Regions from separate parts of the Homo sapiens genome. Here regions 2, 3, 4 and 5 are each linked to region 1. The links are chromatin loops, found by intact Hi-C in ENCODE. Cell type or tissue: mammary epithelial cell. All regions are shown on one strand. Each heading gives the region's core, and the rest is flanking DNA. Links, peaks and the distances in the headings are about the cores only.

Region 1 (6,128 bases), core at 1,129-6,128:
ATGTAGACAGCTGTCTTCTCACTGTGTGCTCACATGTCGTTTCCTCCATATGTACTCATGGAAAGAAAGATCTCTTTCTTTCTTTCTTTCTCTCTCTCTCTCTCTCTCTCCCTCCCTCCCTCTCTCCCTCTCTCCCTCTCCCTCTCTCTCTTCTTTTAAGGGCACTAATCCCATCATAAGGGTCCTACCCTCATGATCTAATCTAGACCCAATTATCTCCCAAAGACTCCACCTTCAAATAGCCATCACATTGGGGTCTAGGGCTTCAACATATGAACTGGGGGAAGAGAGACACAAACATTCAGTTCATAACAGAAATAAATCTTGTCCTAGTGTGGTGGCTCACACCTGTAATCCTAGCACTTTGGGAGGCTGAGGCAGAAGGACTGCTTGAGACCAGGAGTTCCAGACCAGTCTGGTCAACATAGTGAGACCCTATCTCTATTAAAAAGAAATGAAAATAAGATTAATAAAATTAAAAATTTAAAAAGGACGGGCCACCAGTAGTGGCTCACACCTGTAATCCCAGCACTTTGGGAGGCTGAGGCAGAATGATTGCTTGAGCCCAGGAGTTTAAGACGAACAAAGCAAGACCCTGCCTCTATTTAAAAGAAGAAGGAGGAGGAGAAGGAGGTGGGGGGAGGAGAAGGAGATGGGAGGGGGAGGAGAGGGGGAGAAGGAGAAGGAAGAGGAGATGGGGGAAGAGGAGTAGGAGAGGTAGGAAGTGGGGGAAGAGAAGGAGGAGGAAGGGAAGGGGAGAAGAGGAAGAGGAGGAGGGGAGGAGGGGAGGAGAGGGAGGATGAGGAGGAGGAAGAGGAGGAGGGGAGGAGAGGGAGGATGAGGAGGAGAAGAGGAGGAAAAGGAGGAGGAGAGAAAGGAGAGAGGGGACGGAGAGGAGGAGGAGGAGAAGAAGAAAAGACGGAAGAAGGAAGAAGAGGAGGGAGGGGGAGGGGGAGGAGGAGAAGGGAAGTGAGGAAGGAGAGGAGGGGAGGAGAGGGAGGATGAGGAGAAGAGGAGGAAAAGGAGGAGGGGGAAAGGAGGAGGGAGGGGATGAAGAGGAGGAGGAGAAGAAAGAAGGAAGAAGGAAGAAGAGGGAGGGGGAAGGGGAGGAGGAGAAGGGAAAGGAGGAGGAAGAAGGGGAGGAGGAGGTGAAGGAGGAAGAGAAGAAGAAAAAGAAGAAAAGAATGCTGAGAATGCTGACTGCCTTCTTTGAGGCTATAAAACATGGGAGGTTGGGAGGGAGTCTAGACAGAAGTAACTTCTGGCTTCTGTCTGGTTCCCCCTTCCAACAGAAGATTAATGGTATCCAATAATCCAGAATTCCATTGATATGTCATTGTCTCCAGTACTCCCAGGTAATGGTGACTGATACAGATACAGGGGTCAGGTGGAGGAGAAACCTGTCTAGCCTGGTGGATATTTTCAAGGGAGTGACAGATGCTACCAGAGATGATCAATTTCTCAACGTTATTCTTTACAACTGGGTTGCCCCTTCTCAGACTGCCTGCAGAAAGGCCATCATAATAGTTTGGTGAGGGGCTAGAAAAAGGGGAAATGTGGATGCTTTCATGACTCATTCATAGAAATGAACTTCTTAGTTCATCCTGGATGACTGACACCGGCAAATATTTGATTATCAAAACTCTACCCCTGTAGTTGGGTTTTCATAGTATTTATTGCTCTTGAAGAGCACCAAAAATTTTCATTCTGAATTTGATGTATTTTGAGATGACTGTTCAGAAAGCCTGCAAAGCTGTCTTTTGTGGGGGAGATCTGCATCTGCAGAGAATCTGCATCGATGCAGAAAGGCTTTCTCTGGTGCTCTCCCTTGTCCAGATTTAGGAAAGATTAACTGAGAGTCTGACATCTTAAAAGGTCTAACAGAAACCTTTACCACCTATTCCTTCTAAAGGCTACTGTCTGTGAGATTTCATTTGTTCACCAAGACCGTCTTTGCTGGCCAGGCCTCTTCTTCTCCCCCTCCCATAACCTGTCTTGCCACCATAACCTGTTTTGCCCAGATGCAAGCTCTCATTCTTTCTGTAACCTCAAGGTGGTATAAAAGCAACCATTGGGCATTTCTTTGAGTTTTTATATTTTGTATGACTCCCACACACATGCGTGCATCAAATAAAATTTGTAGGAGACCGGACCCAGTGGCTCACACCTGTAATCCCAGCACTTTGGGAGGCCGAGGCGGGCGGATCACCTGAGGTCAGGAGTTCAAGACCAGCCTGCCTAACATGGCGAAACTCTGTCTCTACTAGAAATACCAAAAAAAAAAAAAAAAAATTAGCCAGGCATGGCGACGTGCACCTGCAGTCCCAGCTACTCAGGAGGCTGAGGCAGGAGAATCGCGTGACCCGGGAAGTGGAGGTTGCAGTGAGCTGAGATCGTGCCACTGCACTCCAGCCTGAGCGACAGAGCGAGACTCCGTCTCAAAAAAAAAAAAAAAAAAAAAAATGCGTAGGCCTCTTTTCCCTTTAATCTATGTAATCAGTTTGTTTTATAGACTCAAATTATCAAACATTCAAGGGAAAAATTTAAACTTCCCTACACTCTCATCTTTCCCTGTCTCCCACCTTATGAACATTATCTTAGTCCTTAAACCTCCTTCTAGGCTGGGCGTGGTGGCTCACGCCTGTAATCCCAGCACTTTGGCAGAGGCAAGTGGATCACCTGAGGTCATGAGTTCGAAACCAGCCTGGCCAACATGGTGAAACCCCATCTCTACTAAAAATACAAAAAAAAAAAAAAAAAAAATTAGCCAGGCATGGTGGCAGGCACCTGTAATCCCAGCTGCTCAGGTGGCTGAGGCAGGAGAATCGCTTGACCCGGGAGGCGGAGGATACAGTGAACCGAGATTGTGCCATTGCACTCCAGCCTGTGCAACAAAAGTGAAACTCCATCTCAAAAAGAAAAAAAAAAAACCGCCAGGTGCGGTGGCTCACGCCTGTAATCCCAGCACTTTGGGAGGCTGAGGCGAGTGGATCATGAGGTGAGGAGTTCGAGACCAGCCTAACCAATATGATGAAACCCCGTCTCTACTAAAAATACAAAAATTAGCCGGGTGTGGTGGTGCCCGCCTATAATCCTAGCTACTCAGGAGGCTGAGGCAGGAGAATTGCTTGGAGCCGGGAGACGGAGGTTGCAGCGAGCTGAGATCACGCCATTGCACTCCAGCCTGGGCAACAGAGCAAGAGCGCGACTCCGTCCCAAAACAACAACAACAAAAGACAAACACACACACACACACACACACACACACACACACACACACACACACAAACTTCTCCCCAAAGGCAAGGCAAGGGAGACTAATACATGCAGTTGTACTTTCTCGGTTCTGGTGAGAAAGCTGAAATCATCTGCTTAAAAAAAAAAGGTTTGGGTTGTACATGGCGGCTCACTACCTGTAGTCCCAACAGTTTGGAAGGCCGAGGTGGGAGGCTCACTTGAGGCTAGGAGTTCGAGACCAGCCTGGGCAATATAGCGAGACCCTATCTATACAAAAATAAAATGTGGAAATGATGTATTTGTGTTGGGACCTCTGTGTTATATACAAAAACATCCCAGTGCAGCTCCTTGGTCTCAGTAGGATGCATGAGCCTTCAACCCTCTCAGCCTGGGCTCAGAAAATTTCCTGGAGCAGATTAATTTGGAGTTTGGTTTAAAGGAGAAGCCAGTGGCGGCAAACACTCTTGGTTATGAGAGGTCTCTTTTTCTTTCACTTTCTTCCTTCAGCTCCCCTAACTGCCATGCAATGGGCAGAAGACATAAAGTGAACTTAAGGCGTATTCTTTCCTCAAGCAATGAGACTCTTACCCCTTTTGTCATGGCAATGGATCTCAGAGTCCACTTAATTCCCTGGTCCCTGATCTCAAACGATGGCCTGAGGCTAAACAATTTGTTTTCTAGGGTAGCTTGGAGCTTGTGGGTGAGGGGAATTACTACTGTGTCCTCTGCGTTCACCCAGAGAGTGACAGAGATCAGGAACCACTGCCTCTCCCCTGCCAGACCTTGTCGGGCTCATGGGAAGCACATGCGTCAGTGTACTAGGGATTCCTGGCGCCTCAAGGGTTCAAGCAACCCTCACACCAGTAAAGGCGGCCCTGCCTAGCACAGGCAGGACGCGGAGGTGGAGAGTTGCGGGGCGCCATGCAGCCGCCAGAGGACGCAAGTGCCTCAAGTCCCCGCGCGATGGCGCCCCACGGACCGGGAAGGAAAGGTGGTCCGCCTGCGAGGAGGCGCGGACCGGGCCAAGGAGCCCATAGGAAGAGCGGGGCGCCGCCTCACCCGCGAGCTGCCGGCCTCTGCATCCGGCCCACCTGTCCCTCCCTGCCTACCAACCCAAGAGCCTCACCCCGATCTGCGCTTGCTGGGTGACCTCGACGCCCGGGCGGGGACAGAGGGCGCTCTGAGCTCTGCGCTCAGCTCCCAGACCCACTCCCACTCCGAGGCGGAGGCCAGGTCTTCAGAGAGGAACGACGGAGGCGCAGAAGCCCAGGGGCAGCCCGCTCCAGCCCTGGCAGCCGCGGAACAATGGCCCGAGCGGCTGCGGGCGCCGCGGCGGGCGCGGAGGAGCAGGGGCGCCAGGGCGCTGGAAGCCCCGCCCCTCGGCCGGCGCCCTGACAACGCGGGCGGGCTGGGCTGCGCCGCCTGCTCCCCGCCCCTCGGCCGCCTGCACCGGGCGGGGCCCGGGCCAGAGCGCCGCCGCCGCCGCTGCTGCAGCAGCAGCTGCTCTGCAGAGTGGTGGCCGGGGCCAGGGCCGGGGTGCCCTCCCTCCCACCTTCTCCCGCCATGAGCCAGGGAAGTCCGGGGGACTGGGCCCCCCTAGATCCCACCCCCGGACCCCCAGCATCCCCCAACCCCTTCGTGCATGAGTTACATCTCTCTCGCCTCCAGAGGGTTAAGGTAATGTGTGGGGAGCGGGCGTCGGAAGGACCCGTGAGGATAGGAAAATGGGGCCATTTGAGCCCTGGCAAAGGTGGGCTTGGGGATCCACGAGAAGGAGATGGCTGAGAGGCTTGCGGAGCGGGAGTCCGGGGGTGCGCACGTGGGGGCGGCCGCGGTTGGGCAAGGAGTCCTGGAGAGGACGCTGCGGGCTTGGGCGATAGACAAGCTCGAAGATGTGGAAAAACTGAGTAGGTGGGGATGGAGGGCTGCAGGGGACCCTGGGGTTGGAGAGATGAAGGACGCTGGGGAATGCGGATTACATTCTGCAGAGCCTGATGGCTAGGATGGAGTTAGAGTCTACGGGAAGCCGGGGGTGGGGGCGGGGGCGGGGGCGTGCCGAGTATTCCTCCGAGGCATGACTTAGAGGGAAGACGTTTCTGGGCCGGGAGCCTGCGACCCTGTGCCCTTCCTACACTCCCTCTTCCCACTCCCTCCAACCCCCCTCCACCCCGCACTGCAGCACCTCCCGGTGGGGGCAGGGAGGCTGAGAGGGAGGTTGGCTACAGGAAGTGGAGGGCCGCGCCAGCCTAGGGGAGCTGGGAGGTGGTGTGGGGAGGGAGTGTCCAAGGTTTCTGCTGTCATCACCTCCCCGGAGGCAGGCTCCAGGGGCTAGGTTTGCTTACCTGCTTCTTCCCCAAGGCAGCCTATGGAGTCATCCTGGCTCCTGGCAGCCTCTCTCCCTTGCAGAGTGGGGCCGAGCTCTTGTCTCCCATATCCCCCGGTACTCTAAGATTGCTGTTGAGCAGTGTCAGAAAATGACCTCGGGTCTGAAAACTGGACCTCTGGCTGTTTACAGCCCTCTGCCTCCTAGGCCCAAAGTGGAAAGATCTGTGCACCTGGTTTCTGTTGGGCATAGGAGCTATTTATGGAATAAGATGTGGGGGAGGAGGACCTGTCTCTAACCTACTGTACATCAAGCACAGCGCCCTGCACTTTCGCATGCATTCTTATTAAATCCTCTAAGTGCTAGATGCTTTTTATGGCTTTCGGTTTTATAAATGGGGTAGGGACCAACTGAAAGACAGGAAAATAAGGCCCTTGATGCCATTAATCTTTTATCCTCTTGCCCTCATTGGTATCTTCATCCCACCTTGGGTCCCAGTCCCCTCTCCTGTTCCCACACCACCTGTCACATGCAAGGGATGATGGCTGTCTGCTCCTGGGTCTATGCT
Region 2 (6,256 bases), core at 853-5,852, 310 kb after region 1:
AACCTTAATTCAACAGCCTGGAGAAAATCTTCAGCCAGTGAAGGGCTCTTACACAATTAGTCTTCCTAAGAACAGAGCATAAATAAATGGGTTCAAATGGGCACAAAATAGAATGCACAATATCTGTTTAGATAAAAGAAAAAATTTCCACTGGCAAAAACTAAAATAACTGACTGTGGAGACTTGATCCATCTTTATTAGTAGAAAAGAGGCCCCTTGAAAGGACTGGGTATGACCAGGTTTCAGTCCTTCCAGACTCTGGATTCTGAGAGGAAGGATGGTTCCCTGGAGATCAGCATGGGTTCAGTGAGTACAAGGAATTGACATTGGATATGAAAGGGAAGAGCAAGACCTTCACTCAGATGTGGGGACAGGAAAACAAACCACAGTATAGTATAGACCACATAATAGCTGCATAATAGATAGTGATCAGTTTATGAAGATACATATTCTTAGAAGCCTGTTGAATATCAGTCTCGTTAACAAGTGACACTGTTGTACATTCTCCTGCTGGTTCTCACTGGCACAAGACAGCTTCATAGACACATACATATTGCACAAAATTCTATGACAGGTTTCCACAGGAAAAGGTTTCCACCTGGTCTCTGCTGTTTCCTACAGAAGGGGCATAAGTTCCCTGAGTCACTGTTCATTGTTACCCAGTGTGCTTCCTCTTGTGAAGGGCCATGAGCCTATCCCTTTACTTCATTGGCAAACTCCCCTGGCATCAAATGGCCTTGGTCATAGGCAAGAGTCATTTAATATGTCAGCAATTGCTGCAGCTATGGCCCCTTCCATTTGGCAACCAAACTTGAGCCTTTACAAAAATCTTCAAGGACTCAAAATGAGATGTCTTCTTTTTGAAAATATACAAACCAGAATCAGCTTGCTCATCCTCAGAGGATGTTGACTGTGGTCATTGTTCTTTCGAGAGGAGTTGTTGACTTTTCAGGGTAGCTTGCTGTTCCCCTGCCAGTACAACTTCTCTTCCACTTTTTTCTTTTTCCATCGGCAGAGAAGCAGCATCTTAAAGGTCTTCCTGAAGGTTCTGTTGCAGAGGGCATAGCAGATGGGGTTGACAGTGCTATTGACATAGCACAACCAATAGCCCAAGTGCCACAGGGTGACTGGGACACACTTGTCACAGAAGGTAGAAACCAGGACCATGATGTTATACGGGGTCCATGTGATGATGAAGGCCAGGAGAATGGCACTCAGTGTCTGGGCTGCTTTCCTCTCTTTGACTAGGACCACTCTCTTTCGTTTGGTCATTTGATGGCTGGGGTTGGGATTGAGGCCTTTCGTTGAAGGTTCCTTGGCCACTGGGAAGGGGCAGGGCATGATTTTCACCTTGTGACAGCCATTGTTGGTCTCCTGGTTCCCGTCAGCTTTTACCACCAATCGGAACTTATAGGCCACACATTTCTGACTCTTGGGTCTATGAGCAGCTGCTGGAGACAGAAGGTAGTTTGGGGTGTCATAGTCACTTTTTTCAGTTTCAGCTTTCACAAAAGTTTCCTCAGTCTCTTCAGCACTGAATTCTTCCCCTGGGCTTTCCTTACCCTGACTCTTGTAGACCACTTGGAGGACAGGGTCAGTGGCGGGCTTGTCCTCATCCTCTGAGGAAGGGTAGCTGCTACAGGTGGTGAGCTGCTCAGCTTTGGCCCAATTGGCGCTTGGGCCAGTGGCTTGGGATGGCTTCCCAGTGGTGGAGGTGCTCCTGCGGGAGGATGACCAGGAGGCCTGGTTCCTTTCCCGCTGGGCCAGGGTGGGTCGAGGACAGCGCAAGCAGGATCTGAACAGAGCCCTATGAGCTGGCTTTCTCTTCTCAGCTTTGGTCACAGAGTCAGAACCCTGGAGGTCAGCCAGGTCCTTGGTTCGCTTCTCTGTTTCCCGGTAGATTCGACAGTAGAGGATGGTCATGACAGAAACAGGGATGTAGAAGGCAGCAATGGCAGTGCCAAAAGTGATGGTGGGCTCAGAGAGAAACTGGATCTGGCACTCATCCAGTGGAACTGTCCGCTTCCCAACCAAGTACTGCCAGCAGAGGATTGCTGGGGCCCAGAGGATGAAGGAGATCAGCCAGGCCAAGCCAATCATGATGCCAGCCCTTTTCGGAGTACGCTTGGCCCGATATGTCAAGGGTCTTGTGATGGAAAAGTAACGGTCAAAACTGATCACCAGAAGGTTCATGACAGAAGCGTTGCTGGCCACGTAGTCCAGTGCAAGCCAAAGGTCACAAGCCAGACTCCCGAGAGCCCAGCGTCCCATGAGGATGTAGGTGGTGTAGAGGTTCATGGAGAAGATTCCAATGATGAGATCTGCACAGGCTAAGCTGAGCAGGTAATAGTTGTTAACTGTCTTGAGCTGGCTGTTGACTTTGAAGGAGATCATGACCAAGACATTGCCCACAATGGTGATCAGGCTTACCACAGCAGTCACAGCTGCAATGGTGATGACTTCCCACAACCTGTGGCGTTCCAAAGGCTGGTGATTTACTGGGGTGCCATTGACGGTGGTTGCATTGTGGTAAGAATCCCCTTCCATCCTGGTGCAAAAATTTTACAGTAAATAGTGTTAGGTTCTAGGCTGTTTTCTATTTCAGCTCTTCTTGGCCAGCATCTGGAAGAGAGGGAAACACATTAGCTTCGCACACCAGCATGATTTTCTTGTCCATCCATTGTTTATAGTTTTTTTTTTTTTTTTTTTTGAGACAGAATCTCGCTTTGTCACCCAGGCTGGAGTGCAGTGGTGCGATCTCAGCTCTCTACAAGCTCCGCCTCCCGGGTTCAGGCCATTCTCCTGCCTCAGCCTCCCGAGTAGCTGGGATCACAGGCTCCCACCACCACGCCCAGCTATTTTTTTGTATTTTTAGTAGAGACGGGGTTTCACTGTGTTAGGCGGGATGGTCTCGATCTCCTGACTTCGTGATCCACCCGCCTCGGCCTCCCAAAGTGCTGGGATTACAGGCGTGAGCCACCGCGCCCGGCCCATTGTTTATAGTTTCTAATGGAATATTAAACGTGGCTGCACACATATTCAGAGCAAGATGCTGAAATCTCTAAAGTTTGATCACCTATTTTTAATGGCATCCTTTTGCTTTTTGTTGTTACCTATGGCTGAGTGCCCTTCTTATGCATGAGGCTGCTGCCCTCTTGTGGCAATTTTAAAAAGGGCTGGGAAGACGAGGAGGGTGAAGGGAAAGGAAAAAAAATGGATTGTTGAGAAGCAGTAAAGAGAGGAAAGCAGGGATGTTAAATCACTTTAGATTGCAATGATCATAAGGGCTGAAACCCTATATTTTTAAGATCCTGGTGATAAATACCTAAATCGTCATGCACTGGGGAAAAAGTGGTATCTATTCTATAGTCCCAGTCTTGATTATTAAACATTACTGAGGTGCCGTTGTGAGCCAAGACCATATTATACCACCTCTCCTTGCCCTAATGCACAAACTCCAAGTGCATATCTGGTTTTCATCTAGGGGGTTTTACATTTGCCCCAGCTGCTGAAGATAAGGACCTTCTCTCTGTTCCTGAACTATTTGCAATATCATAGAATTGTTTTAGGTTATCTTTTTTCTGGTTATAGAGTAATACATTCCTTATAAAAGCTCAAACAATGTCAAAATGTAAATCTTAGAAAGCAAAAGTCTCCTCTAATTCCACCTTGCAGAGGTAATCAATGCTAACAGTTTAGTGTATATTTTGGCATTTTCCCATATGCATATACTAATAAATAAATATTTAAATACAATTTCCCCTATGCATATACTAATAATTATTTTAAATGGGTGCCTTTTACCATTTACAATTTGAATTTTGTTTTTTACTTAACAAATGAATTATCACAGACAGCTTTTTATCAGTACATCTAGAGCTACCACTTTCATTGTAATGACTGTACATTATTCCACTTAATGGATGTACTATATTTAATTAACCCTCTGTTGACAAATTTTAACTTTCAAAACTAAAATGAAATTTTCCCTTTGTAGATTAAAAAATCTATGTACATGATAAAGATTTCAGTGTGTACTAAAGGGTAAATTGTAGAAATTAGGTCTCCCTCCCACCTCTGACCTCCAAGCTTGCAAGCTCCCCATTTTCAGAGGTAACCACTGCTACCATTTATTTTTCCTTCTAGAGATATATATGCATACAACATAAATTTGATGATATATAACAAACACCACCTTGACATGATAATGGGCGGTAAAGGGAAAAAAAAAATCTTTTTTTTTTTTTTTGAGACGGAGTCTCGCTCTGTTGCCCAAGCTGGAGTACAGTGGCGCTATCTCGGCTCACTGCAAGCTCCGCCTCCTGGGTTCACGCCATTCTCCTGCCTCAGCCTCCCCAGTAGCTGGGACTACAGGCGCCTGCCACCACGCCCGGCTAACAGAGTCTTGCCCTTGTCACCCAGGCTGAAGTGTAGTGGCACCATCTCGGCTCACTGCAACCTCTGCCCCTTGGGTTCAAGCAATTCTCCTGCCTCAGCCTCCTGAGTAGCTGGGATTACAGCCACCAAGCCTGGCTAATTTTTGTACTTTTTAGTAGAGATGAGGTTTCGCCATGTTGGCCAGACTGGTCTCGAACTCCTGACCCCAGGCGATCCACCCACCTCAGCTTCCCAAAGTTCTGGGATTACAGGCGAAAGCCACCGTGCCCGGTGAAAATCTTTTTGATGACCCTTAAAATACCCCATGTGGGCAATTTTATTTAATGGGGTATTTCTGCTCTGCCTATGGCCAGTCTTGACACTTTTTTGATAACAGTAACTGACAGAAAGGTGACAAATTTGCAAAGGGCTACAGTTTTCTTGGCTTTGCTTTATATTTTCAGCTGTAATTTTGGGTGTTTTCATAACACCTCAAATTCAATATGGAATCGAGTTGATGATATTGTCTTGCACCGGAAACCAGATTCTCCCATCTTCCCAATCTTGCATGCTTCTTCACCTCCCAAACACATGCAGTCTAACTGACCCACGAAGACTCCTCTTTTTGGTCCCTCTCCATTCCTGCTGCTACCAACTGTCAGCTTATACCTATAATACCTCGGTGTTATCAACATTCTTCAAGTTGTTGAAGCAAATTCTAAGGTTGCCAGGTCATTAGGTAGAGATTCCCCAGCATCTGAAAAGACCAGTTACTCTACACTCTACAAATCTCTAGGCAAATGCCATCACAGATTATCTTCCAATGGTCAGATCTAAGCCACACAGTGCAAAAAAGGGCCTGTGGAAATCGCTTTCTCCTTTATTCTTTCTTTTCTTCCTTCCTCTCCTGCCCCTCTTAAATATTTGAATGTTTATTATGGAACAGACTCTAATGCTGGCGATACCATGGAATAGGCTAATGTCTCTGCTCTTTAGACACTAGTTGGGAATGTAAATAAATTAGCAGATAGAAATAGCAGGGGTGCAACATGCCATAGGGGCACCTGTGAAGGACCTCCAGCCTCGTTGAGTGGACATGGGAAGCACTTCCTGAGGAAGAGACCTAAGAGTCGAGACTTGAAGAATGAAGTCACCAATAGCTAGGCAAAAGGTGGGTGGAGGCTGGGGATGCTAGTGCCAGAATGTTTCAGACAGGGAAGGGAAGAGCTTGTTTGTAAGCCCAGAGGCAAAAGAGGAGGAATGGAAAGAAACAAGGTAGCTGGAGCCAAAGAAAGCTGAGAAGTGAAAGGTGAAACTGGAGAGGCTGGCAGGAGAAGGAGGGACAGGAGAGGACCTAAGAGAAAAGTCAGCTTTATGGGAGAGCTGTGTCAGCTATTTCCAGACTCCCCATCTACTCTGAAGGTAGTCCCAACATCCAGGTGTTGGGGAGCATTAGTCCGGAGAGAAGTAGTAAAATGATCTGACCGCTTGCTGAATTTTTTCTAATCAATTCTTCAAAATAGGAATACATGGTGTTTTGGAAGGATTTAATTTTTCCACTTAATTTTATTATCAGGTCATAAGCAATTTATGGAAGTTTCTGGGAATTTGGATGTGCACATACTCCTTTGGACACATGTATAGCCTGGGTACTTCTTTTTCATCTGTTTCCTCATTAGAAAAAATAAGGAGGCCAGGTGTGGTGGCTCACGCCTGTAATCCCAGCACTTTGGGAGGCCGAGGCGGGTGGATAGCCTGAGGTCAGGAATTCGAGACCAGCCTGGCCAACATGATGAAACCCTGTCTCTACTAAAAATGCAAAAGTTAGCTGGGCATGGTGGTGTGTGCCTGTAATCTTAGCTACTTGGGAGGTTGAGGC
Region 3 (6,256 bases), core at 541-5,540, 69 kb before region 1:
TGTAAATAAAAGTACATAAATTACTAGCCAATTAGAAAATATAACATTTATACTTAACACTTATACCTTTAATACCCAAATGAGCAGCAGGTTTTTACTTTTATACCTTTTTTCTATGCATAAAACTAAATATTCTTTTAAAACCCTCAGCTTTTCTTAAATTAACCTATACTTTTATAACTAGTTAAGCTAAAATGCCAGTTTATATCTTTTTTTGACTCAGATAATCTGACTCTTAACTTTTTATCACAGAGCAAATTTCAGGAAATGGATTGATATGATTTAGCTGTGTCTCCACCCAAATCTCACCTTGAATTGTAACTCCCACATTCCCACATGCTCTCATCTCATCAACGAGATCTGATGGTTTTTACAACTGGAGGTTTCTCTGCATAAGCTCTTTGTCTGCTGCCATCCACGTAAAATGTGACTTGCTCCTCCTTGCCTTTCGCCATGATTGTGAGGCCTTCCCAGCCACGTGGAACTGTGAGTCCAACTAAACCTCTTTCTTTTGTAAATTGTCCAGTCTCAGGTATGTCTTTATCAGCTGTAAGGAAACGGCCTAATACACAGATATATTTGAAAAATAAAACTAATAGAATTATTTATCTATTTTATCTGATATAAATATAGTTTACAGTCCCAGTAATTACATATTTTCTTCGTGCATACATTTATAGATTAATAGGGCAGAATCGGAATATATAAACTATATATGTAGTGTGTGTGTACATATATACATATATATATATGGAATATTTTCTCCTCCAAAAGAATAGAAAAGTTATTGGTAGTGTTACAAATAACTTGCACGTTGGAGTCATATGCAAGATTTACCAAAAAAAAAAAATTCTGGGAATTATGAAGAATAAAAATATTTTGAGATGCTCTGTTATTAGAAAATCAAATGCCAAAATGATGCTTATGAAATTTCTCTCTTCAAGTCTGTCTGAGCATAATCACCAAATATATAATTAGAATTCAGTCATTGGCTCTTGGTATTCATTGTTCAAACTGGCCAAAGAGCTACACAGAGAAAAGGGCATAATTTTATTTAATTTCAATAAGAATGTTTTTGTAGTCTTCTTTTGCCCTCACTTTTGTATGTAAATATTTATTCTTTCTCAACTCCAGCAACAGATACTACCTTTTGTTAGGCCAGTTTAATCTATCTAGAGGGAACTGCTTCCAAACAGGGACAGGTTGAGTATCTCTTAATCAAAATGCTTGGGACCTGAAAAATCCAAAATTGTGAATTTTTTTGAATTTTGGAGTATTTGCATATACATAATGAGAGATCTTGGGATGGGACCCAAGTCTAAACACAAAATTTATTTACATGTAGCCTCATGTTAATTTTAATTTTCTCTTGAAAGCACTGAATAAACTATGTGTTGTGTACCTGTGCTTTGGCTATGATACATTGCATGAGGTCAGGTGTAGAATTTTGTACTTGAGGCATCATATGGGCACCCAAAAAATTTCGAATTTGGGAGAGTTTTGGATTTCAGATTAAGGATGCTCATCCTTTGCCGGAATTCTACAGAAACTCAACCATACTTTTATTACTACCTTGGTGCAAAAGCAATTGCAATTTTTGGCAATGGCGAATACTGTAATTGTTTTTGTACTAACCTAATAACTACGGTTTTTATTATCCTCCTCCTTTGACATACAGAGAATATATTATTCTTCTGATATCATCTTCCATATGGCCCAAATATTTAGGAATTTCACATGATCATTTTTCTCAAAGCAAATGCATTTGTGGCCAAATTTTACAGTTATTACATAGCTAGCATGTTAACCTTGATATTATGTCACGTTTCAAATTTTGTTCCCTCTGATTTTAAACTGAATTGAGAAAAAAATAAACTTGGCTCTCTAGAAACGCAAAGAGTAAATGAGAAGTAATATGATATCGCACACTTAAAATATTTTAAAGCAGGCTTCTACTGTTACTGTTATTTTTTAGCACAAACCAAAAGTGACCATTTTCTTTGAATAAATAATAAAATTTTATATTTTAATAACATTGGCAAGCATTTTCTCATTTAAATATCTCAATTTTTAATGGAAAGTATTTCGTTTTATATAAGAGAAAAATATAAAAGGATCATGTGAGTTTATGAAAACGTCACAGATAGTGTATGATATGTTTTATGTTTATGTTTCATACTCCAAACCCAGTGGCTTTTGTGTTCAAAAACGACATTTGATTAGCAAGAGGAAATGGCCATTTTACTATTACTTATCTGGAATGGTAGCATATTCCAGATAAGTAAAGGAGAATCAGCCCCATCTTTAATACTGCCAACTGGATTTGTGTCATAAAGAGAAATTAGGGGACTAAAAAGGAAACATATAAGCCTTGTCTTTCCAGATTGGAGATGGATAAGTATATAAGGACTGACATACTATTGCTTTACAACAGTTTTCCCAGGACAAATTGAGACACCAGAAGCCAGCATATAGGTTGTGACTGATCTATTCAAATTGTTCCTAATAATGGCATCAGGGTTTTTTAAAAAAAAATTTTGTCATGCTTTAAGTTCTGGGATACACGTGCAAAACGTGCACGTTTGTCACCTAGGTATGCAGCTCAGTGCGCGTGCGCCATGTGGCGCGGCCCTGCGGGCTTTCCGTACTCCGCTCGCGGTAGGCTCCCGCCGCTATTCAGCTGTCGGGCTAATCAGCAGTCGAGGTGTGCGGCTAGGCGCGAGCTCTGCGGGAGCTCAGCCCCCGGGAGAGACCCGGCAGCGGCGCGGCGAGGACGGCGGCGCGGCGAGGACGGCGGCGCGGCGAGGACGGCGGCGCGGCGAGGACGGCGGCGCGGCGAGGACGGCGGCGCGGCGAGGACGGCGGCGCGGCGAGGACGGCGGCGCGGCGAGGACGGCGGCGCGGCGAGGACGGCGGCGCGGCGAGGACGGCGGCGCGGCGAGGACGGCGGCGCGGCGAGGACGGCGGCGCGGCGAGGACGGCGGCGCGGCGAGGACGGCGGCGCGGCGAGGACGGCGGCGCGGCGAGGACGGCGGCGCGGCGAGGACGGCGGCGGACCGGGGCAGCCCCGCGCCCTGGCCAGGTAAGCTGGGGAACCTCGGCTGCCTGACTCGCTGGCGGCGGCAGCCTTGGGCCGCCCGCGGCGCCGCGGGGACCCGGACGCGTGGGGGGCGGCGCGTAAGCTGCGGGCCAAGAGCTCCCGAGCGCTGCCCCCCGGACTCGGCGGGGCTGCGGGGAGGCCGCCGCTGGGATCTAGGGGTGCAGCCCGGCGGCCTTACGCCTCTCGGACCGGCCCATCCTCCTCCCACGATGGGCGGGCGGGTGCGGCGGGGACTAGGCGATGGCTTTCGCATCCCGGGAGGGGCTCACCGCGGCGAGGGGCCACTCTCGGCGCCGGCAAGTGGCGCTGTCTGGCGGGGCCGCCCGCTCGCGTCTCGCCGGGCTGGTCGGGCCGCTGGTGCGTTCCGCTGCCCGGCTTGGCGCCGGCATCAAGTCCCCGTGCCGGGCGGCAACTACTGAGTTTGGGATCGCCTCTGGGTTCACTTCCCTGGGAGAACTCGAGCCCGGATCTTCGCCCCTTCCCTTTCCCTGTATAATAAGGCCCAGAGGGAAAAACTCAAAAACCCCACACCTTGTTGCCCCTGGGCTGCAGGCGCCGGGTTGGGGGCACGGTGCGGACCTGCGCCTCTGCAGGGCCCCTTCTCCACGCCAGGCACTGCCTGGCAAGGCTGCTGGAGGGAGATCTGGCCGCAGATGGTGAAGGAGAACATCGAGGCCCCCGGTCCCCAAGCAGGGCTCCATGGGTCGGGCGGCGGGCCTTGGTAAGCCCAGGCTAGGGGCGAACTTCCTTTTCTCCGGGCCGACGCGGAGGGAGGGTGCGGGGAACGCCCGCGGAGGGGCCTGTCCTGCAGCACCCCAGTGGAGAGCAGAGCCTTAGAGGGGCCTGCTAGTCTTAACTTAGTATTTACTGGCAGAAGAAAGGCTTACTTTTTCAGATCTCTTCAGATAACGACCTGGCAGGCACCAGACGTAAATCTGTGGTTGAGTGCAGTCAGCTCCTAAACAGGCATGCGGTGGAGGAAGCGCCCCAAACTTGGCATCTTGTGTCTGGCACTTTGTTTTTGGGCTAAACTGCCTCTGGCGTCTTCAGCCTTCTGTGCCTCTTTGTTTTTGTTTGTTTTTCTATTTTCCTTCCTGTTTCAGAAAGGACAGTGGTTTTAGAAGTAATGACCTGAGAGCTTTGCAGGTTGAAGTGGGACAAGTTTTCCTAAGGTGCAGGTTGGCAGGTGCCAGGAGCCTGCCGGTGGCTTTTTCTCAGGCCTCTGGGTCAGGGTCCCTCCAGTGAGGTGAGGCAGGGGTTTCTCCCCTCCCAGAGGTGTGGCCACTACGCAGGGGGACAGGAACTGGGTTTCCCAGTCCGGGGAGTCCAGGATGCCCTGCACTCTGCGCTGATTCCTGGGTGACCGTGGGGGCTGCCTTCCCCCACAGCCTGGGCTGGAGAGGGTCTCCTGAGCTTAGGATCCGCGGGGCAGGAGGGCTGGGGTGACAAGGACACGTGGAACCTGCTGGGGCTCCGGGCAGTGTCCAGGGCGTGAGTAGATAAAGCTGGAGCTCGTAGCTGTGTGCTGGCAGCCCTCGGTGGGCTCTAGCAGTACTGGCAGGGGGGCCCTTGGAGTGGGCTCCCTCTCTGGGCTGGGACTGGGTGATGGCAGTAGCAATGGGGCACGAAGTCTTCCCTCTCATTTGTTAGGAAGTGTGGTCTGTGCTCCTCCCCACTGTCTGGCTCTTGGGCTGGGAGAAGCTGCAGGCTGAGTCCCACGGGGTGTGAGTGTGTGTGAGCAGGAGTGGGTGCTGGAAGGAGGTAAAGCTGGTGACCATCAGCTCCTCATTCTCTTGCACCTTGCATGTTTTCTCTGACACCGCAGACCCAAGTTGTGGCTTGCTGGTTAACTTGTTTACATAACCTTCTTAAGTAACTCTAAACTTTAAAAAAAAAAATGTTTTACAGGAATAATCGGTGGAGATGGATTGTGAAATGGAGGTGCATAAATATCCAGTTTGCCAACCGAGCTAAGAAATGCTGGATAAAAGTAAAAGGTAATTGTAAAAGACACTGATCACACCCCTGGAAGCTTAGAGATGGGATAAGACACTTTGATTTTTCCTAGACAAAACTGAGGAAGTCAGAGGAAAAACAGTTGATGGTGAGATTGGCATCAGGCTGGGCTTTGTTTGGATTGGGCCGCGGTGGCTGCAGTGAGGGCTGTTGGAGTGGGGAGAGTGGGGGTTGAGCCTGGCTGCAGAGGCCCCCTCCAGGCCTCAGCTCCTCTCCGGCACTCCTCCGTGTCCTCTGCCATGCATACCTGCCCCGGTGACTTAATAGGTGAGGGCCTCAGGTGACACCGTCGTCTGAAGTCTTGGAGAAACCTTTACTGTCCAGGGGAGGAGAGGACTGGCGGTCGGTGGGGATCGAGGCCCAGCACACATCACTGGGTGGCTTGAATGTCTTCGGCAGAGATCACATGCCCTGCCTTGCAGCCTGGTCCTTAGAGAAACGGAGAGAGCTCTGGGCCTGGGCAGCGGCCCTGGCTGTACCACTCACAGGCTGTGTGTCCTCAACGCAGTCTCAGTTCCTCACCCTTGCCAGGTGGCCGTGAGCACTGGGGACGTGGAGGCACAGGTAGGGTGTAAGGTAGTCCCTGGTGACCAGGCAGGCCTCCCAGATGTAGGTCAGGTTTGAGACGCTTGCTCACCAGGAGGCAGCCTGTGTGCCCATCGGGGGCTGGGGGTGCTCATTGTTCCCTTGGGTGGTGGTTGGCCCGAGCGCCCACAGGGAGACTTCTCTGGCTCCTTCCTTTCCCAGAGTTCCTCCCCACCCCCCTGCTGCCCACCGCCTGGGTTGGGTCCAGCTCATGTCTCAGAGCAGCCTGCTGGCACAGGCTGAGTCAGCTGTCATGGGCACTGTCGTTTCTCGCCTCTCCTGAAGCCAATCCTCCCCTCTCTCCCTGTCCAGACACACAAGGGAGGCCCGGGAGTTAGGTGACCTCAAGATCATGCAGCCAGGCTCTCTATGTGGAACCCTGCGTACTGGTGGGGTGCCATTGCTGTGTGCTTTATGATTTCTGTGCCGGCTGTGAGGTTTCCCAGGTTGGGCTGTGGGGTACCCCTGAGTCTGCAAGTTGGCCCAGGCCAGGTGTGTCACCATTGCCCAGGCCTTCAGTGGCTTTCCAGTGCTCCCTCCACATCCATGTGTCTC
Region 4 (6,256 bases), core at 578-5,577, 130 kb after region 1:
AATACAGCAAAGGTATTCAGTTACTTAACCTTCAAAGAATCATCTTCCAGTAATAATCATTCCTCTTACTCTTTATTCTTCAGGTTTTTTCTCATGTGTTACCTCTTTGTAAACTTGGCATGTGCCTTGCAAACATTACTTCGAACACCCAACTGGAGACCCCGATTCCGCTACTACCATTGGTAAGTCTGCTTCTTTTATTCTTTTTACTCACGTTTGGAGAGAACCCATCTTTGAACTAGAAAACTAGGAGAGTCTGGGTTCTCGATAAAATTTTTTTCTTGGTCAGCCATTTCATACTGTTTCAACTTTCAATTCTTATCTGAATCCTCATCCTCCTATCCTATTTTCCTATATCACTTTATAATAACTTATAACACCCAATACGAATAGAGCAAAAGCACTAAATAGAGATATCCAGCCTTCTATAATTTTCAGGTTAAAACAACCTTCTCTTGCATGTTTATTTTCCTGTTTGTCTCTTAGGGTTACAGAGTCAGAGGTTCTAAATTCCAATCTCAGCTCTACTATTTCCTAGCTTTGTAACCTTCAGCAAAGCACATAACCATGTAAAATTTAATTTTATTCATTTGTAAAATGGGACTAATAAATCTAAAGTGCTTATCGTAGTGCCTGATACATAGTAAAGCTCAGCTCTCAATGAACTGTTGCTGCTGCTGCTGTTGTAGTTAAGTCTCCCCAGTCCTGAAGGGGTCATCATGAAAGATTTTTGGCTACCATCCCATCTCTTTCCTCTTATAGCTCAGAGCTCATTAATTATGTCCTGTATGTACCCGTTGCTACATTCTTCTTTGCTAACTTTCTCCTTGTTCCCTTTCTGTCTTCACTTACCAATGGTGGGCAGTGATGTAACGTTTACTGGGCAAAAATTAAAATCTTCAACTGATTTTTAATGCCTCAAATCCTCTTTCTAGCTTTAATGTTAGTTAGAAGTTCTTTATGAGGCCGGGCGTGGTGGCTCATGCCTGTAATCCCAGCACTTTGGGAGGCCAAGGCAGGCGGATCACCTAGGTCAGGAGTTTGAGACCAGCCTGACCAACATGGGGAAACCCCGTCTCTACTAAAAATACAAAAGTAGCCGGGCATGGTGGCACATGCCTGTAATCCCAGCTACTCAGGAGGCTGAGGTAGGAGAATCGCTTGAACCCGGGAGTCGGAGGTTGCAGTGAGCTGAGATCCCAGGTTCACACCATTCTCCTGCCTCAGCCTCCCGAGTAGCTGGGACTACAGGCGCCCGTCACCACACCCGGCTAATTTTTTGTATTTTTAGTAAAGACAGGGTTTCACCGTGTTAGCCAGGATGGTCTCAGTCTTCTGACCTTGTGATCCATCCGCCTCAGCCTCCCAAAGTGCTGGGATTACAGCTGTGAGCCACCGCATCCGGCCCAAAAATAATTTTTCTCAGTGAGTTCTGCAGTTATGCTAATAAGTATTTATAAAATTTTTAGAAATATTTATATGAAATTTTTTAAAAAGATCCTAGAGTTATTAACATTTCTGGCTGCGTGTCCCATCCTGGCTTTGCCAAGTAAGTATTAATTGTCCTCATAACTGCAGATGACTGATAGTGTTCCGTTATTTATATGGTTTTCCAGCAGTTGGAAACATCTTCTGTTGCAAAGGACAGTTTGGGGTTTAGTGCACATCTACCGACTGTTTCATGATAAGACAACTATAGAATTGAGAATAATCATTTAGAAACTTTTGTGGCAGTTTGACATTGCTACAGCATCCAGGCATGTGATAATTTTTCGAATAATTCATTTTTATTGCATTTTACAAAAGTTCTATTTATAATAGTTTCAAAGTTTTTAAAAAATAATACCTCACCACAGATAGTTTGAGAAGCACCTTTAACATAGGCTTCTTTTTCAGCTACTTTAAAAGATACTTTTTTGTTTTTAATTTTCTAGGGCCCTTTCTTTCATGGGAATGAGTATCTGTCTGGCTCTGATGTTCATTTCTTCCTGGTATTATGCCATTGTAGCCATGGTAATAGCTGGTATGATCTACAAGTACATTGAATACCAAGGGTGAGTGTGGATTTAATCTTGATCACTGCTAAAAGTAGCAAGACTAGCTAGTTTGGTTAGAGCCAGCTCAGTGAAAATATCTTAAGGACTCAGGTAACTTCATTTTCATAACTATATTTTGTACCCCTAATTCTTTAACCATCTTAATGATGCAAGCTTTTCATCACAAGGGAGATCCATTGAGAAAGTATGAATGGATCAATGGAAAATAACAAAGGACATTTCCAAATAATAATAATTAGTACTAAACAAAGTACAACACAAATGTAAATATTTTTGCTTATCTCTTCAGTCAAGGGGTTGTCTCTGAAATGAAAAAGAAATTAGTTCTGAACAACTTAGTAACTACTAAGACTTACAGCTTTCAAAAATGAGGACGAAATAACATTCTTATTCAGAAGATCACATTGAACTTTACTTTCTCTGCATTATTTTCAAAGTAACTTAAACTCCAGGTCTGTTATAATTTTCTAATCTAAATTGCTCTTTTACATTATTGTTTTGAACAATTACATAGAAGGACTGAATGAGTGACCCCTTCAGGCTTTATTGGGAACTGTTTGTGCAGTGCAGTCTGTTGGTGCTGTTGATCTACCTACATCAGGTTCATTATGTTAGTAAAGAACATTATGTAAATCATTAATCTGAGCTTTAATCTTCTACCTTGCACATGTGTGATTTTTAGATTCAGAAAAAAACTTTATTTTTTAAAATTATACTTACTATAGTTTAAATTTGTCTCTGCTCTTTTCTTTTTCTCACAGAGCTGAGAAAGAATGGGGTGATGGTATCCGTGGGCTGTCCCTCAGTGCAGCCCGGTTTGCTTTGCTTCGATTGGAGGAAGGACCTCCACACACTAAAAACTGGAGGTAAAGAAATCAACACTAGCAGTATTTGGCACATGGTTAACACACAAAAATATGTGTTTTGTTGATTTTAGGATAAGGAAACCATATGTGGCTCAAGGAATTGGTATAATGGACCTGTTTTGAACTATTCTAAATCCTTAATTTTTTTATTCCCTTTTCTTCATGTCGTTTATGATCAAGATTTCTACAATTTATTATTCTTCCTTGAAGACTGATCAACTTGAGATAGTACTGGGAGCATTCAAAATAATGCCCTTATCCTGTCATCTCCTGTGATCTCTTCCTTCTGTCAAATTACCTGTTTCATACAGATCTCCTGAATTAAAGGGTGGAGTCTGTCATTCTGTTCCCCAAACCCAAAATGTTTTCTCCTCCCCTCCAACCCCCACCAACCTCTTCACAGGCCTCAGTTGCTTGTATTACTGAAACTAGATGAAGACTTACATGTCAAGCATCCTCGCCTCCTCACCTTTGCCTCACAGCTCAAAGCAGGAAAAGGTCTCACTATTGTGGGCTCTGTCATCGTGGGGAACTTCCTAGAGAACTACGGTGAAGCTTTAGCTGCTGAGCAGGTAAGAGTCAGGCTTTTGAGGTATTGGAACTCAGTTTACAGCTTTGTGATGTTAAGTAGTAAGACCTCAAACTTCTACTTGAATCTTGTTCCTGAGTGATCTAGGAGGTTTCTCACTTAGTGCTGACCTTTGAAAGGACACTTTTTCCCAAATAATAAGATGAGCCAAAAATAGTTATTTATTATTTCTTCCTGTTTAAAGCATTACTAAATTATAAGATTATTAAGTCTAAACCTTATGTTCAAATATACTCCAAACATTAATCTAAGCACTGAGAAAAGTCATGTAAATAAATTGATCCCTTGAACTATGGAGAGGGTTCCTCTCAATCTTGTGACAACAAGGAGTAATGACCAAATTTTCTTCCTCTTTACTAATCTACGTGGTATCATGAGCAAGATTCCTTTGCCACTTCTGGTTAGCTGTATTGAACATTAAAGTTCTACTTTAACAAGGAAGTTGTTTTCACTCTAATACTTATTATATATGATAGAACTAATCCTATTGTTTTTGAAATGCCATTGTGTTCAATGGCATTTCAAAAGTTTTACTGTGGGGGGAGGGGGGAAGGATAGCATTAGGAGATATACCTAATGTAAATGACGAGTTAATGGGTGCAGCACACCAACATGGCACATGTATACATATGTAACAAACCTGCACGTTGTGCACATGTACCCTAAAACTTAAAGTATTTAAAAAAAAAAGTTTTACTGGATTTCATTTTGGAATCCTTTGAAATCCTAAACACTAGAAATGCTGAAGAAACATTACTCCAGAATGATGGTAAAAATTAATAAAAGGTACACAGGATTGAAAATCAGGAGAGCCTAGTTCTTAGCCGCATCACTGATTTAATCTGTGCCTTTGCAAAAATCATTCCATTTTCCATACCATTATTCCCAGGGTGGAGTAAGAGTAAATGAGATGATATCTCCAAATTGGTTTGACTAAATAAAGGAAGAGTAATGCAAATACAAGTGTCATGAATAATCACCATTAAAATGTCAAAAAGCATATGGGAATGGGAGAGGCGAAAAAGAAAACATACCTGAGAAAATTCTAAAGTGAAACTGAATCATCATACTGAGTTTCTGGTAAGATGAGTCAGGGCATGACTGGGGCTGAGGCAGGAAGGAGATCGTGTTCACAATAGTGAATCACCCTGGTCAACTGAGAAAGAATGTTGAATATTCACTTTGTAGAGATCCCTGTTCCCAGTTTTTTGGTATGGTGCAAAGGAACAAAAGCAGAACAGAGGAAAAAGCAGAGAAACTACATGTAGACAACCAGCTACAGAGGCAAAAATACGTAGTAAGCAAAAAGACAAAAGATCATGAAATTCCTTTGGGATAATTTTAACTTTTTGGACTTTTCTGTAGATGATATAGTATTATGAAGACTTTGGAAAAAGGTGGGGGATATAATATGGAGAAGGAACAATGGGTTAAAATGTCCAGAGTGAACCAGTTCAGTGTTGCGGTCCTGTGTCTCTTTCAGACCATAAAGCACCTAATGGAGGCAGAGAAGGTAAAAGGATTCTGCCAGCTGGTGGTGGCCGCCAAGCTGAGAGAGGGCATTTCCCACCTCATCCAGTCATGTGGCCTTGGGGGCATGAAGCACAACACGGTGGTGATGGGCTGGCCTAATGGCTGGCGTCAAAGCGAAGATGCCCGCGCTTGGAAGACTTTTATTGGTACTAACCATTTCTCATACAAACCTAAAGGCCCAAGTCGAGGGTATATAGTTAAATCTCTGTCACCCCCAGCCTCCTAAAGTAGAGACTATGCCATTGCTGAAGCATAGTCTTATAAGGCAACCTGAAAAACTATTGGTAGTAATACCCAGATTCTACCTACCCCCTTCAGCTTCACATTATGTTCATGAATTATTTCTGTCAAGTCTTGTGCTAGGAATTATCTCCAAAATTGCCGTGTTTTCATTTGTGATTTTCCATATTGATGTTCTCACAGGAATTGCAAGAATTGTTCTTCAGCATCATAATCTCTCAAATTCACATATCCCCCCTTAGAAATGTAGTAATGGGAATATACCTAGTAACATAAACTGTGGTTCTCAGTCTGTTAGCTATTCAGATTTTTCACAATGGTTTTTGATACGTAATGAGAAATAACCTACTAAGTAAATAGGACCCCTTGCTCAAAGAAGTGTGAAAAGAGCATTTCCTTGCTTTCCTGACATGCTAGGAAGCAAGGCAAGCCTAAGGATTCTTCTCTGCTTATTCTTTTTTCTCCCTAGGCACAGTTCGAGTGACAACTGCTGCCCATCTTGCACTGCTGGTGGCTAAAAACATCTCCTTCTTTCCCAGCAATGTGGAGCAATTTTCTGAGGGCAACATTGATGTGTGGTGGATTGTGCATGATGGGGGGATGCTTATGCTACTACCATTCCTACTGAAACAGCACAAGGTATTTTATACAACTTTTTTTTTACAAAAGTCTTTCTCCCTTCTGTCCTGGTTCACAGGACAGACAAATTCTTCCTCTGATTATAATAGTGTTGGGGTTTAGAATCAGAAGAGTTGGAAGTTATTCTAGGCTTTCCCATGATCCCACTTTCAAACAAGAGAAATCATTGTCTTTGTATTTGATACCTACTTATCTCCAAGTGAAATTCAGCCAATTAATAAAGTTCCATATGAGCCCTAGGGGAAAACAACAAGTGAACACATCTTTTTTTAAAAAATACTGAAAACTTAAGGTATATGTATATGTGTGTATTGCACGCATATATGCGCTCA
Region 5 (6,256 bases), core at 677-5,676, 220 kb before region 1:
TAAAGATGGCGGAGAGAAGGGGAGAAATTAACAATGGAGGTTAGGAAAGATGACCAGTGAGAAAGAATCACAACCAAGAGAATGTGGAATCCGTGCAGCCACGAGAAGAAATGTACCAAACAACAGGGAGAAATAAAAAGTGTCAAATGCTGCTGCTAGGCCAAATAAAAAGATACTCAAGTAACCACCACTGGGCTTAGCAATGCAGAGGTCACTGGTGACATTAAACAAAGAAGTTTCGGTAGAGCAGTGTGAGGTGAAAGCAACTTCCGAATGTTCGGCAACATACGATACATTTTCTGATCTGGTTATTGCCAACCTTTGAATTCAAAAATTAAACTAAAAATCATATATGGCTATAACCATAGCATAGTGAATCAGCTACTCTCTGACATCCTAATCAAATAGGTAATTTTAAGTGGGATGACTTTTTCCTGCTTTATTCCTCCCACTCCCCAGTTTACAACTTGTTAAATCGACTGGAATAAAATTAATATCTACCCAGAGACACAGGACTTTTTACTCAGATGAAGAATATTTTTCAAATAATTCTTTTGATACCAATTTTTTTAATCTTCAAACTTAAAAAAGACAATCTCAAATAAAATTATACTATATTTTGAATAGATGAACACTAAACTATTTTTTATATATACTTTAAGTTCTAGGGTACATGTGCACAACGTGCAGATTTGTTACATATGTATACATGTGCCATGTTGGTTAGCTGCACCTATTAACTCGTCATTTACATTAGGTATTTCTCCTAATGCTATCCCTCCCCCATCCCCTCACCCCACGACAGGCCCCGGTGGATGAACACTAAACTTTTTAACTATCAGGATTGTCCATTTTATATCCTTACTTTTAGTGGCTTAAATAAACCTCATTTTCTTTTATGGCAGTACATGTTTCTCACCTCTGTTCACAGAGTTTCTAATCTGTCTCTGATTTAATATGTCTCATAGTTTCTAATATGCCTCTGCTTTAAAGTACTTCCTAAAAATTTTATCCACACTACAGACTACAACTTGTCCATCTGGGAAGACATTATCTAAATACATTTATGATTGTAAATTCTCTTTTAGGACCTTTATATTAACCCCACACCCCGCCATTGGTAAGAAATCATATTTGAGAAAAATGTGGGAAAGCTAGCATTTGATTTGATGGCATTAATCACTGATATACAGATGTGCTAATTATTGACTTCAGCAGAACTTTTAACACAACTACTTTAATGAGTTTTTGAAGGGGAAAATGTTGGTTATATACTTTCTGACAAAAAATAGTCAAGCACGGTAGCTCACACCTATAATCCCAGCACTTTGTGAGGCCGTGGCAGGTGGATCACTTGAGGTCAGGAGTTCGAGACCAATCTCACCAATATGGTGAAACCCCATCTCTACTAAAGGAAAAAAAATACAAAAATTAGCCGGGTGTGGTGGCATGTGCCTATGACTCAGGAGGCTGAGGCATGAGAATCACTTGAACCCAGGAGAAGGAAGGTGCAGTGAGCCAAGATCGCACCACTGCACTTCGGCCTGAGCCACAGAGTGAGACTCCATCTCAAAATGAATAAATAAAGAAATAAAATAAAAATAAAAACTGTTTTTTTAAATGTAGGCAGAACTGTCTTTTGTCAGTATATAGATACGTGTGTATCTTCATTGGACTCAGTGGGGACAAAAGTTTTACTTCAAGTGCATATAATTTCATATTATCTTTAAATTTTGTCTTCAAATTGTATTATGTTTATAATTCAAGTTTTTTTTTCAAAATCAATGTCACAAACAATAAATGTTAGAAAAAAACTTTCATTTTTCTTGAAAGAAACATAAGACATATTACCTTTTATTTATTTTATCTGTGTGATGCTTTCCTTAAGAAAGGCATCTGTTTTGGAAATAAACAGAATTAATTTTAACCCATAACCCTGAAACTTAATAATTATAGAAACTAGAGTAGATTCTTTTACTTATCTGTGCTGCAGTTTTCTCACATAAAATGAGGAAAACACACTTACTTCATAGGGTTGGCAAAAGGGAAAATACTGAACTAATTTTGGGCTAAAAGTTTCATAAATTAGGTACACAAAATTAATACCTACTGATTTGGTTTGGCTCTGTGTCCCTGTCCAAATCTCATCTCCAATTGTAATCCCCACGTGTCAGAGGAGGGACCTGATGGGAGGTGATTGGATCATGGGGGTTCTCCTGATAGTGTTCCCTCAGGCTGTTCTCGCGATAGTGGGTGAGTTCTCATGGGATCTGATGGTTTTATAAGTAGCGGTCTCCCCCGCTCTTCCCTCTCATTCCTGACGCCATGCGAAGAAGGTCCTTGCTTCCCTTTTGCCTTCTGCCATGATTGTAAGTTTCTTAAAGCCTCCCCAGACATGCAGAACTGTGAGTCAATTAAACCTCTTTCCTTTATAAATGGCCCAGTCTCGGGTATTTCTTTATAGCAGTGTGAAAATGGACTAATACACGTATTGTTCACTTTTGAATGAAAAAACACAGTCATCTTGGAAAGTAGAGGGTTTCTCTTTTCTGTTACTCAACTGCAGTATATGGCTGCTGCCACTGGATGGCAACCAAAGACACAGAAAGACCAGGAATGCCTGAGCAACAGCCTACAGAGCTTCAGCATTTCAAAAGAAATTCTAACACATCAGACGAAAAACAAAATGCATTCAGTAGGTAAAAAAAATATGTAGTCTGTGAATTAAGTGGCAATTGTTTAACTAAAATATATTATCCTTCAACAAGTCATATTTTAATATGTTTTGAGAAAAAATATCTAAAGTAGTGATGGTCTCGTTCTTTTTCATCAGGACTAGCTCAGAGTATAATAAAGTTTTAAATGTTCAGCTTCCAAGGTATTTCTTTGATGGAACCTTCACTTAAAGAAGAGGTGAAGAACAGTGGAAGCTTATTCTTTATAGTAGATTATTGAGGTGAGGTTGCCGAGATTAAAAGTCACAAGTTTTGGAAATAGGTAGAATTAATTTTAACCTACAGATTTTAAACTTAAGAATGCACTCACGCCGGATGCGGTGGCTCATGCCTGTAATCCCAGCACTTTGGGAGGCCGAGGCAGGTGGATCACGCGGTCAGGAGATGGAGACCATCCTGGCTAACACAGTGAAACCCTGTCTCTATTAAAAATACAAAAAATTAGCCAGGCGTGGTGGCGGACGCCTGTAGTCCCAGCTACTCAAGAGGCAGGAGAATGGCGTGAACCCAGGAGGCGGAGCTTGCAGTGAGCCGAGATCACACCACTGCACTCCAGCCTGGGTGACAGAGCGAGACTCCATCTCAAAAAAAAAAATTAAAATTAAAAAAAAAAAGAATGCACTCAGGTAGATTCTTCTACTTGTCAGTGCTGCAGTTTTCTCATACGTAAAATGATGAAGATATGTCTATTTCACGCGGTTGGTAAAAGGGAGAAAATAAACTAATTTAGGCAAAGGTGCCCATTGTTAGGCTTGGCATATAGAAGACACAAAGCAAATGGTAGCTATTACTGATTCTGTGATAAAAATGGTTAAGTTTTGTTTATATTTGACTGGATCAAAAGTGAAATGATCCATATATGATCTTTTACTTATTACATGTGTTGATGCTGTCCTGAAGAATATCTTATAAATAAAAGGTTAGATTTGTTAGTCAGTATTGAACTAAATCAGTACATCTTTTCTGTAAAATGCGACAGCACCTAACCATTCTCAGTACAGCATAGGCACTGTCATAAGTATAGCATTTGTTTTGTTAACTTTTTAGGTACACTTCTTTTAAACTGAAAGCCAGTGTTGGACAAGCAAATGCAGCTTCAAAATGGCAACAGGATAAGGATACATTTTTTTTTTTATGCTTTAAGTTCTAGGGTACATGTGCACAACATGCAGGTTTGTTACATATGTACACATGTGCCATGTTGGTATGCTGTACCCATTACCTTGCAGGGTTGTTACATATGTATACATGTGCCACGTTGGTGTGCTGCACCTATTAACTCGTCATTTACATTAGGTATATCTCCTAATGTTATCCCTCCCCCTCCCCCCACCCCATGACAGGCCCCGGTGTGTGATGTTCCCCACCCTGTGTCCAAGTGTTCTCATTGTTCAATTCCCATCTATGAGTGAGAACATGTGGTGTTTGGTTTTCTGTCCTTGAGATAGTTTGCTCAGAATGATGGTTTCCAGCTTCATCCATGTCCCTACAAAGGACATGAACTTATCCTTTTTTATTGCTGCCTTTTTTATAGTATTCCATGGTATATATGTGCCACATTTTCTTAATCCAGTCTATCATTGTTGGACATTTGGGTTGGTTCCAAGTCTTTGCTATTGTGAATAGTGTCGCAATAAACATATGTGTGCATGTGTCTTTATAGCAGCATGATTTATAATGCTTTGGGTATATACTCAGTAATGAGATCGCTGGGTCAAATGGTATTTCTAGTTCTAGATCCTTGAGGAATCACCACACTGTCTTCCACAATGGTTGAACTAGTTTACAGTCCCACCAACAGTGTACAAGCGTTCCTATTTCTCCACATCCTCTCCAGCACCTGTTGTTTCCTGACTTTTTAATGATGGCCATTCTAACTGGTGTGAGATGGTGTGTCATTGTGGTTTTGATTTGCATTTCTCTGATGGCCAGTGATGATGAGCATTTTTTCATGTGTCTGTTGGCTGCATAAATGTCTTCTTTTGAGAAGTGTCTGTTCATATCCTTCGCCCGCTTTTTGATGGGGTTGTTTGATTTTTTTTCTTGTAAATTTATTTATTTGTAGATTCTGGAATATTAGCCCTTTGTCAGATGGGTAGATTGCAAAAATTTTCTCCCATTCTGTAGGTTACCTGTTCACTCTGACGGTAGTTTCTTTTGCTGTGCAGAAGCTCTTTAGTTTAATTAGATCCCATTTGCCTATTTTGGCTTTTGTTGCCATTGCTTTTGGTGTTTTAGTCATGAAGTCCTTGCCCATGCCTATGTCCTGAATGGTATTGCCTAGGTTTTCTTCTAGGCTTTTTATGGTTTTAGGTCTAACATTTAAGTCTTTAATCCATCTTGAATTAATTTTTGTACAAGGTATAAGGAAGGGATCCAGTTTCAGCTTTGTACATATGGCTAGCCAGTTTTCCCAGAACCGTTTATTAAATAGGCGTTCTCTCCTTTCGTATCTAAAGGAGTTTTATGGACAGGCTGATGGTGGTTATGTGCATGTGGGGAGAGCTTAGAGTGGGAGCTAGTCATTACACTGGTGGACCTTTAAATGCCACGGTAGGGAGGCTTCCTCCAGAGGACCGACAACTACACTAGCAGCACCCACTCTCACCAGGCAGTGTACACAACTCTCTTTGGAGAGAATCTCTGATTTTTTTCTTTGGGGTAAGTGACTGGCTGCATCCATGATTTGGGGGGAGGGGCATTAATTGTCCATGCTGGATCTTCATTTATTCTACCTGTTCCAGTCCCATTTCCACTCTGCCCTCTGTGATACCTGCACTGCACTGGAGCCTGGAGGCTCCCTGAGGTTCTCACAGACGGACGGGTCAGCCACCCCCGCCCCCGGGCTCCAGACCCTCTTCGTATGTTCTGGCCTTGTGCCCTCGAATCTATCCCATAGATCTCTAAATCCTCTTCATCTTCCAGATGAAATCATTCATCTGCTAACGACTTCCTTCTGCCCTCTTTGTTATGTGGCTTAGACTTTTAAAAACACTGATCCATTAGTTGAATGGAAGAAGAGGATATAAATGTGATTTATCAGACCCCATCTTGAATCCCATTCATTTCACAGCTGCTGTCCTAACTCAGGCTCAGGGTGTGCAGAGGCCAAGTCCACACTGTATCTAACCCTAGTGCAGCTCAGGATTTGGTTTTCCCCAGCCCGTTCTCCTCAGGGTCTCAGGTCAGGCCCTCAGGGCAGCAGGAAGATGGGCTCTCCTCAACCCCCAGGCCCCCTGTCCTTCTGTGCTCCCCCTCCCCCCCGCCCCCCCCCCCGTCTTCAGAACTTCCCATGCCACAGCTTCGCCTAGTCCAGCCACAAGGAGAAAAGAAAACGAGGGCAAATCACCAGGATTTGGGGGAGCGAGGCAGCTGAGGTCCCACTCTGCACAGACTAGGCACCTTGTGCCTCTCCCACGGCTTACCACATCTGCCTGGGACTCAATGAAAGGGCCAGAGGGCCGAAGGTGACACCGGAGTCTCCAGCACGACCTTCGCCCAGGGCCTCCAGGGGATTTCGA

The links. A loop is a pair of places that touch in the nucleus more often than their neighbours do. Peaks named below come from ENCODE experiments on the same cell type or tissue, not always from the same donor. Only the 100,000 strongest peaks of a DNase experiment are listed, where the experiment ranks them.
Region 2: a loop joins it to region 1, with 12 times the contacts of the local background. A loop is called at or near these places in 29 of 110 quality-filtered maps.
Region 3: a loop joins it to region 1, with 4 times the contacts of the local background. A loop is called at or near these places in 6 of 110 quality-filtered maps.
Region 4: it touches region 1 in a loop (19-fold over the local background); 70 of 110 quality-filtered maps call a loop at or near these places.
Region 5: it touches region 1 in a loop (7-fold over the local background); 19 of 110 quality-filtered maps call a loop at or near these places.

The regions. Positions count from the first base shown.
Region 1 is chr15:34,365,773-34,371,900 of GRCh38, reverse strand. LPCAT4 (lysophosphatidylcholine acyltransferase 4) reads left to right here and starts at 4,705. Exons shown (of 14, transcript NM_153613.3): 1 at 4,705-4,914. The coding sequence starts at 4,801. RefSeq lists enhancers at 2,146-2,205, 3,661-3,950, 3,550-4,545 and silencers at 4,321-4,370, 4,501-4,960, 5,081-5,130, 5,211-5,300. In mammary epithelial cell, for the core only: a CTCF peak has its summit at 4,189 (motif pointing right); DNase peaks (open chromatin) are centred at 4,390 and 5,460; H3K4me3 peaks cover 2,319 bases; H3K27ac peaks cover 1,973 bases.
Region 2 is chr15:34,059,009-34,065,264 of GRCh38, reverse strand. It overlaps CHRM5 (cholinergic receptor muscarinic 5), which reads right to left. Exons shown (of 3, transcript NM_012125.4): 3 at 1-2,622. The coding sequence starts at 2,547. The coding sequence ends at 949. It also overlaps a transcript of AVEN not described here. Among named protein-coding and RNA genes, the nearest start is that of AVEN, 23 kb to the right of the region's middle. In mammary epithelial cell, for the core only: a CTCF peak has its summit at 3,156 (motif pointing left); no DNase peak of the experiment used is centred there.
Region 3 is chr15:34,434,224-34,440,479 of GRCh38, reverse strand. It overlaps GOLGA8A (golgin A8 family member A), which reads left to right and starts at 2,672. Exons shown (of 25, transcript NM_181077.5): 1 at 2,672-3,082; 2 at 5,009-5,097. RefSeq lists silencers at 2,757-2,826, 3,069-3,278. In mammary epithelial cell, for the core only: a CTCF peak has its summit at 3,393; a DNase peak (open chromatin) is centred at 2,629; H3K4me3 peaks cover 1,691 bases.
Region 4 is chr15:34,237,900-34,244,155 of GRCh38, reverse strand. SLC12A6 (solute carrier family 12 member 6) reads left to right here. Exons shown (of 26, transcript NM_001365088.1): 16 at 84-182; 17 at 1,935-2,054; 18 at 2,819-2,923; 19 at 3,327-3,495; 20 at 4,996-5,191; 21 at 5,755-5,924. LOC124903461 (a long non-coding RNA gene) reads right to left here and starts at 1,030. Exons shown (of 2, transcript XR_007064576.1): 1 at 215-1,030. RefSeq lists an enhancer at 4,151-5,350. In mammary epithelial cell, for the core only: a CTCF peak has its summit at 2,597 (motif pointing left); DNase peaks (open chromatin) are centred at 2,595 and 4,575; H3K27ac peaks cover 3,996 bases.
Region 5 is chr15:34,584,504-34,590,759 of GRCh38, reverse strand. No RefSeq gene overlaps it. Among named protein-coding and RNA genes, the nearest start is that of GOLGA8B, 4.0 kb to the right of the region's middle. RefSeq lists enhancers at 2,138-2,432, 5,834-6,256 and a silencer at 3,606-3,806. In mammary epithelial cell, for the core only: a CTCF peak has its summit at 2,582 (motif pointing right); DNase peaks (open chromatin) are centred at 2,259 and 2,549; H3K4me3 peaks cover 476 bases; H3K27ac peaks cover 427 bases.